Linked DNA regions of Homo sapiens: region 1 is linked to region 2. A link is an interaction called in ENCODE POLR2A ChIA-PET data of the cell type or tissue named here. Cell type or tissue: OCI-LY7. All regions are shown on one strand. Each heading gives the region's core, and the rest is flanking DNA. Links, peaks and the distances in the headings are about the cores only. Region 1 has its middle 21 kb from the start of OXGR1. Region 2 overlaps LINC00359 (long intergenic non-protein coding RNA 359).

Evidence for each region. Peaks named below come from ENCODE experiments on the same cell type or tissue, not always from the same donor. Only the 100,000 strongest peaks of a DNase experiment are listed, where the experiment ranks them.
Region 1: POLR2A ChIA-PET joins it to region 2 with 5 read pairs; 3 of 35 experiments call an interaction of 5 or more read pairs at or near these places.

The regions. Positions count from the first base shown.
Region 1 is chr13:97,013,560-97,017,966 of GRCh38, reverse strand. No RefSeq gene overlaps it. Among named protein-coding and RNA genes, the nearest start is that of OXGR1, 21 kb to the right of the region's middle. In OCI-LY7, for the core only: no CTCF peak of the experiment used is centred there; DNase peaks (open chromatin) are centred at 2,096 and 4,066; H3K4me3 peaks cover 1,356 bases; H3K27ac peaks cover 1,467 bases.
Region 2 is chr13:96,962,586-96,966,992 of GRCh38, reverse strand. The region is part of intron 1 of LINC00359 (long intergenic non-protein coding RNA 359); the gene reads left to right. Among named protein-coding and RNA genes, the nearest start is that of LINC00359, 19 kb to the left of the region's middle. In OCI-LY7, for the core only: CTCF peaks have their summits at 2,846 and 3,053 (motif pointing right); no DNase peak of the experiment used is centred there.

The DNA of each region.
Region 1 (4,407 bases), core at 180-4,179, 51 kb before region 2:
TTCTAGGATATTTTGAAATGGAAAAATAGGAGTTTACTAGTTGCTTTTGGCATGATGTAGGACAAGATTCAAACTCCAGTTGTACAAAGGCACAAAACAGACAAATGAACAACAAACTTGTATTACAGTCAACCATGCTAGTACAGCATGGCGATTAGATACATGAACCCTAGGGTGCAGAGCTGGGTTTGAATCCCAGCTCTTCCACTTAACAGCAATAACCTTAAGCAAGTAACCACATTTCTTTGTGACTCAGTTTTCTCATCTGTAAGGTGGGAATGAAGACAATCATATCTATATTATAGGGCTGTCAAGAGGATTAAATGAACTAATATGGACAAGTGCTTAGCATGGTCTCTGGCACATAGTAAGCACTCTCTGTGTATGATTAAGTAACACATATTTAAGAATTATTATTATTTAATGATTAAGTATTATTATTTTTAGTATCCTTATATATTTAAGTATTATTACTATTACATTTAGGTAGTGTTATGAAATGTTTCATATTAATCCTGAATGATTATCTGGAGAAGGAGTGGGAGTAAAATAAGTAAAATAAAGAACACTAAAAATATCAGTTACTTCATCATAGCCAACTTGATGGCAAAATGAATCTGCCAGGCAACCCTAAAATTTATAAACTTTATTCCAAAATTAAGAAGAAAAAAAATTTAGCTTTTGGTCAAGCAAAAATTTCGGATTTAGTTCTATTTCTACTAGCCATGGAATATACTGAAAAATTCAAGAGAAAAAGTAGAAAGTCATTTTTTTGCATTAGAACAGAGTCCTTTTAGGATTCCAAATGAATGGTTTTGTTTTCGAATTTTAAAATAGCTATACCTTAAAAATATTAACTAACAGGCATTAAATTACAGATTAAACATAAGAAGATCCCAAAAGCCAGCATATGTTAAGTGGCATCACTTAAATCACATTAATCAACAATTTACCTAATAAAAGAAACCACTGCAAGTGTGTTTCTAGAAAATGACAACAATAACCATGATTTGCCCTACGGTCAGTACATATTCAGACTAGACCTCTTTGTGTGTGTGTGTGTGTGTGTTTTTTTTTTTTTTTTTTTTTTTTGAGACGGAGTCTATACCTCTTCGTGTTTTTGTGGGTTTTTTTGTTGTTTGTTTTGTTTTGTTTTGTTTTTGAGACGGAGCCTTGCTCTGTCACCCAAGCTGGAGTGCAGTGGCACGATCTCGGCTCACTGCAAGCTCCGCCTCCTGAGTTCACGCCATTCTCCTGCCTCTGCCTCCGGAGTAGCTGGGACTACAGGCGCCTGCCAACACGCCCGGCTAATTTTTTGTATTTTTTAGTAGAGACAGGGTTTCACGGTGTTAGCCAGGATGGTCTCGATCTCCTGACCTCGTGATCCGCCCGCCTCGGCCTCCCAAAGTGCTGGGACTACAGGCGTGAGCCACCCGTGCCCAGCCCTCTTTGTAGTTTTAAAAGGTAAGTTTGCACATGCCGTCAGGCCACAGTATGGCAGAGGTACACAGATTCGCAGAGAAACAGAGCAGCAACGTGTCAACACTTTTTCTGTATCAACCATATGGGGATTTTTTTTTTTTTATATTCTTAAGTTTTTATCAAACATATGCACCAGCAAAATTAGCAGAATTCTACTTCTCCATGTTGTCCAATGGAGTAATTCAGGTCAGTTTCATAATCATATTGAAAGACTAAACTCATATAAGAGGGCAGAAACAGATAAAATGTTATACATTTAAATGTTTCAGTCAGATTTGAAGTTGTTTTAAGTAAAACAACAACAACAAAAAAGGCAGCCTATCAAAAAATGCTTGCCTCATCAAAAAACTCAATACATTTTAATCTGCTCCAAGGACAGACTCGAACAACTTACTGATAAACTAAAATTAGTTCATTTGTAAACAATATGTGGATAAAAGTATTGATATTGGATGAAACAATATCAATATATTTGTAAGGAATTTCAAGGTAAAATACCAAAATGTGTTAATTTGTTGTTTGCTCCTAATTAAACTCATTTTCAAACGGGATTTTAAAAAGGGAAATAGGTATCTACAGATGGGGCCCATCTATGACCACAAAACCCACATCAAAACACTCCAGCAGTCAGTGATTCAACCATCAGAAAATCTCTCTCTTGATTTTTTCAGAATATCCAATGACTAGTAAAAATAAAATGATTTGTGAAGACTTTTTAAAAGCAAGCTAAAATATCGCGGGTGAGACGCTCAGCTACACTCAGGCTGCCAGTTTCCCTGCATATCCAGGCCAGCCCTGAAGATGCCAAAAGAGAAACAGGAGATTGATAGAAGATACAAATACAACAGATGCAGAATTAAAACAGGGAAATAACTACAAATAAACAGAAATTATAAATGTGTGTGTGTATGTGTGTGTGTGGCTATACAACTAAGTCGCGATAAACTTTAAAACCTAGGTGAAAAAGATAAATTTCTAGCAAAAACAATTTTAAAAAATTGAAGTAGAAAACACAAATGAACTAAAAACCATCTTAAAAAATTGACATTGTAATAACCAAAAAGCCCAGGCCAAAAATGTGGTACGAATGCATCCTAGCAAGCTTTTAAGAAACAGCTAATCATTTCCTTCTGCTAATAGAAGTCAGGCATTATTTTTCTGGGCAATGCAGCCATTTTGAATCTCTGCTAGAAATAACAAACAATATAAAGTAGAACTCATACTGAAAGATCACTCCAATTTTTCCTCCAGCTGGTTTTTAGATCTGAGGGTCTAACACCAGCTGGGCTTGTGTTTCCTTTACTCACACCTGGTCCATTCGAAGGGCAAGTCTTTGGCCATGCCCTACACTAGCTCCTGAGCCAACCAAAACCAAAAGATGAGTCCACAACCTTCTGCATCCACCAAGTTTTATTCAGGTACAGTTATTACTGCAGATAGACATGCTGAGAAGTTTCTTAGCAGGAGGATTTTATGGAATCCTAGTTATTTCAACAAACTTTACTTATGTATAGTACCAGCTCAGTCTAATTTTCAAAATGTACAGCAGCAAGAATCATTTTCCCACCTTGAGACTGCTGAGTCCTTGCTAATTCACAGGTGGATCAATATGGTTGATTTTCAAGTGGCTTTTAATATGAAACACACAAATCAGCTATACCTACATACAGCTGTGGCCCACAAAAGATGTGTCCTAAACTCTTGAACCAGGCAATTTTCTTATTATAGAATTGTCCTTGGACCCAATCCATCCAGATATATGAGCTAATACTGTGTTGTTACTATCTGTTAAGATGCTTTTGAAGTTATAAACACTTATTCATTCCACTATTTTTTCTATGGCCAGCTACAGATTAAACAGAGCTCAAGACTCGAGAGAGAAATGGATGAACAAGACTGTCTTAGTCTGTTCTCATGCTGCTAATGAAGACATACCCAAGACTGGGAAATTTATAAAGGAAAGAGGTTTAATGGACTCACAGTTCCATATAGCTGGGGAGGCCTCACAATCATGGCGGAAGGTGAATGAGGAGCAAAGTAACATTTTACACGGCGGTAGGCAAGAGAGGATGTGCAGGGGAACTCCCCTTTATAAAACCACCAGATCTTGTGAGACTTATTGATTATCACAAGAACAGCACAGGAAAAACCTGCCTCCATGATTCAATTGCCTCCCATTGGGTCCCTCCCACAACACATGGGGATTACTATAATTCAAGGTGAGATTTGGGTGGGGACACAGAGCTGAACCATATCAAAGACAGACAAGTTTCTTTCTGTTATAGAATTTGTATTCTAGTGAAAGAAGGCAATTAAACATATAAGAAATGACTCAATTTCTAATAATACCTAAAATGAGGGGGAAAAAAACCCAGGGTGATGGGGGTTGCTGGGAAAGCTAGATAAAGCACTGTTGGAAGACTTCTTGGAAGAGTTGACATTTGAACCAAAGCTGAATGTTAAATAGGTGTGAGTCTGGGAAGATCAGACAGGGGAATCAAAAAGCTAAAGCCCTAAATTTGAAATCAGCTTTCTGTGTTCCATAAACATCAACAAGGCCAGTGTGCCTGCAGGTGGTGAAGGAGGAAAAGAGGAAGAGGAAACAATTTCACAGAGGTAGGTGTTCATGCAATAACATAGGGCTTTGTGAGCCAAAGTCATAAGTGCTGTGAAAAATTGGGATTCTACTCTGTGTTTTAGTGCTAATGCGTTTTAAAAACAATTTATTATGGCTTGCAAATTATTACAAGGAAAAAATACTACTTAGGTCTGTTTCTAGTTTTAAAAGAATCTGCATAGTCCTTTTATGGTGTTGGTTTCATTAGAGATAGATGAGGGAGATCAGAGTGAAGTAAGTAACATATGATTGGTGGGTAAAATTCTCTCATGAAAAACTTAGTTAACAATTTTAGGTGAACAAACATG
Region 2 (4,407 bases), core at 111-4,110:
CCTTGGTTTCCCAGCCAATGCACTAAAATGATATGGCTCTGATGACTGGAGGAACACCAGGGTCGTTTGCCTCGTGGTGATTTAGATAAAATGACACAGACACACGTGGGATGGTTTTAAGGAGTGGAGAGTTTAATAGGCAAAAAAGAAGAAAGAAGCTCCCCCGTACAGAGACATAGGGAAGGGTGCTCCACGCTGAGAGAGGAAACTCCGAGAGGTGCAAAACAGTCAGTTATATTAGGAGGCTGGAGAAAGTGACGTCTGATTTGCATAGGGCCCAGGGGATTGGTTTGACCAGGTATGTCATTCACGTAGCCCACAAAAAAACTGGCCCTCCCACCCTTGCCTTTTAATAAGCAGGGTGCCATGATGTCCTGCAAAGTGAGGTTATCTGGGGGCGGCCATGATGCTTAGTACACAGGGTGACAAGGAGAAGAGGGCGGTAATTGCCATATTGGATGGACCCAGTTTCTAACGGCTGGTATTTGCATATTAAAGCTTGCTGGCCTGGCCCTTCAAGCCACTTTTCTACTAGACAAGAAACATTTCTGGAGCTGGTTTAAAAGAAAAAAAACCTAACCAAGGACCCCTTAAACTCTGTATCTGCCTAAAACAATTTCTTAATAACTCCTATAATACTATTAGCATTTACTTTGGGAGAAGTGATATTGTAATTAATACAGCAAGATCTTTACATTTGGGAAGAGAGTAGACACATTGACTAACTTTGGCTGTGTTAAATTTCAATGTGAGAACATCAAGGAAAAAAATCTCAAAAAATAAATTTAAAGAATTTAAAATCTAAGGCAATGGAAGGAAAATATGGAACAAGAAAAAGAGAGCATAGGAGGAGTAGCACAGAAGACATAGGTAAGTTAGTGTCAATATTATTTATCTTTAATTGGGTTAATAGATCACAAGTGTTTATTGTCTTAATAAACAAGCAAAGAAATAAATTAGGCAAAGGAAGACTTTGCATAGACCAGTGATGAGAATCTGTCATGAACCAAGGAGTATTATTAATCTAATTCTGTTTACCTGAGAGTTTTAAAAGATGAATAAATACATAAATGAATGAATAAATAAATATCAATTAACCCAAATGAAATCAAGAAAGAGGAGGGAAACAGAAGCATAAGAAACAAACAGAAGCCATAAAATAAGATAGAAGAATAAATACAAATATGTCAGTAATCACAATAAATGTAAAAACACTAAATGTTCCAGTTAAAAAATAAAGACTTTCAGACTACACCAAAAGTAGTATAATGTGTGCTCTTTTAAAGAGACAAATATAGAGTATAGACACATTGGTAGATTTTTGTCTGTAGATTTTAAGACACATTTAAAACAACTTACTAACTTATGAATAAATTTAAAAAATGGAACAGAGCTATAAGAAAGAAAGAAATAGAATTAGAAATTTCAGATATTCCAGTTAAGAAACACTAAGTCTATATGAACATGCAAGTAACTTCTATCAAAGATGCAAAAAGAGTCAAATTTCAGTTTTCCATAAAATATTATGAATGGAAACATGGATAATAGGCTAGCTTTTAACAAAAGCTGGAAAAAGAACAGTAGAAGGAAGAAAAACTTACGAGTTTTTATTGTATTACATACAATAAAATAAACACATTTTTAGGCACTGATGTAAAAAGTCCTAAAAAAGAAAAAAAGAAAAACTAAATCAATAATGCATTTTTAGCAGAAAACAATACAACATACCTAAAATGAGTTTTCAATTTCAGGAATGTAAGATTGGTTAAATATTAAAATCAATTTATGTAATTCCCCTTATTCATGAACTAAACAAGAAAACAATATAAGCTTCTTAATAAATAGGAAAATATTAATAAATTTGACATACACATTTGATACAAACTCTTAGCAAACTAGAAATAGAAGAGAACCTCCTTAGCCTACCTATCTACCAAGGAACCTCTAATAAATATAGTACTTAATTGTAAATCATCAACAGCCTTTCCTTAATATCAGAAACAAAATGACGATGTTCACTATTGTTATTTTTATTCAATGTTGTACAGAATTCCCTATCTTGGGGTCAGCAAACTGTGGCCCGTTAACCCAATCTAGTTTACTCTCTGTTGTTATATGGCCCACGAACTAAATGATTTTTTCATTTTTAAATGGTTGGAAAACAATCAAAAGAATATTTTTGACACATGAAAATTATACAACATTTAAATTTAACTGTCCATCAGTGATGTTTTATTTCCTTACGTATCATCTATTTTGATACTATAACTACAGACTTGTATACCTGCAACAGATACTGTATGGACCACAAAGCCTATCAGGCCCCTTACAGGAAGAGCTTGAAGACCATTGCTTTCGTTGGCAGAAAGACAACAAATTAATTAGTTAAAAAGTTAGTTTTGCTTTGGTATAGTTTACATACAATAAAATTAATCAACTTTAAATGTACCATTAATTGTGTTTTGAAAAATATACACAGCTGTGTAGTCAGCACCACAATCATGATATAGAACATTTTTTATCAGTCTAAAAAGTTCTACGTGCTCTTTTTCTGTGAGTTCTCTTCCCTCACATCCAGTCCCTGAGGATCTCTGATCTGTTCTCTTCATTTTCTAAAATTTTCTATAATGGTATACTGTGTCATCTTGTTTTTGAACTTCTTCCACTTAGCATAAAGCTTTAGAGATTTGTCAATTTTTTTTTTTTTTTGCTGTGTCAGTGATTCTTTCCTTTTTGTTGATGATTAGTATTCCATTTGTGCAGAAATGACTGAATTTATTTATACATTTCACCATATGAAGGGAACAGGTAGTTTCCACTTTTTGGCTGTTATACATAAATCTTCTATAAATATTTGAGTGCAAATCTTTGTGTGACTATATATTTTCCTTAGGGTAAATACCTAGAGATAAAATTGCTGGTTCACATGGTAAAGGTGTGTTTAGTTTTATTAGAAGCTGCCAAACTGCTTTCCAAGGTGGCTGTGCAATTTTCCATTCTCAACAGCAATGAATAAGCATTCTAGTTGCTTCATTCCTTTGCCAGCAGGTGGTACTGTAATTTTTTTTAAATGTTGCCATTCCAGTGGGTGTGTAGTGATAGCACGTTGTTGTAATTTGCATTTACCTGATGACTAAAAATGCTGCATCTTTTTTATATGCACATTGGCAATTTGTGTATCTTCTTTTGTAAAGTTTGCCTAATTATAAAGGGGTTATCTGTCTTTTATTATTGAATCTTAAGTATTCTTTATATATTATGGATATAAGTCTTTTATTAGATATATAGTTTGCAAATATTTCCTCCCAGTTTGTAACTTGATATTTCATTTGTCTAAAAATGTCTTTTAAAGAGCAAAAGGTTTTAATTTTGATAAAGTTCAGTTGATAGTATAGTTTGTGCTTTTTCTTCCCTGTAAGAAATCTCTTTGCCTAGTCAATGGTCACAAATATTTTCCACTGTTTTCTTCTAGAAATCTTACAGTTTTAGCTTTTACATTTAATTACATTTAATCAGCTCTTACATTTAATTATCGATTTTGGGTTGATTTTTTGCATGGTGTGAGGTAAGTGTCAAAGGCCCTTATTTGGCATATGGATATCAAATTGTTACCGCAACAATTTACATTATTTGTTTATCACTGAATTACCTAGTCATTTTTGTGAAAACTTAATGGTCTATAAGGGTCTATTTATTTATTTATAATGTATTTATTAACTGTCTATTCTGTTCTATTATTTAATACATCTATTTTTAGTCTAACATCACACTCACTACTGTAGTAATGAGTAGTGAGTGCGATGTAGTATGGTAAGTCATGAAATTACTTCACATCTTCCAGGTTTGTTCTTCTTTTTATAATTTGTTTTGAATAGTCTATGTCCTTTGGCTCTCCATATACATATTAGAATCATTTTATTAATTTCTCCAAAGAATGTGCTGACATTTTGGCTGAGATTGCATTTAACCAACAGGTCAAGTGAGAAGGAACAGTACTCTAGCAATATTTAGTCTTCCGACCCACAAACATGGTGTATCTTTCCATTTATTCAGGAATTCTTTAATTTCTTTCAGAAACTTTTTTGTAGTTTTCAGGATCCATGTCTATTACTCTATCCTGCCCAGAAATTGAAATGGCGAAAGTATAAGGCTGAAAGGCAGAAAAAAAATACAAAAGTTGTAAGACAGAAATAGCCAAGACATGTCGAAGAACATAATTGGGTGGAGGTAATCAAGCTCTACTACACAGTTATGTGAATTTACAACCGTGCAGTGTTGGTATGGGGTTATGAAAATTAAACATTGCGAGGTAGTGGGAAGCCTAGGAGCTGATCCTCATGGATTTGGAAATTCGATTTATGATAGAGTAGTCACTGCAGGTATGTGTGGAAAGAATTGCTTACCAAT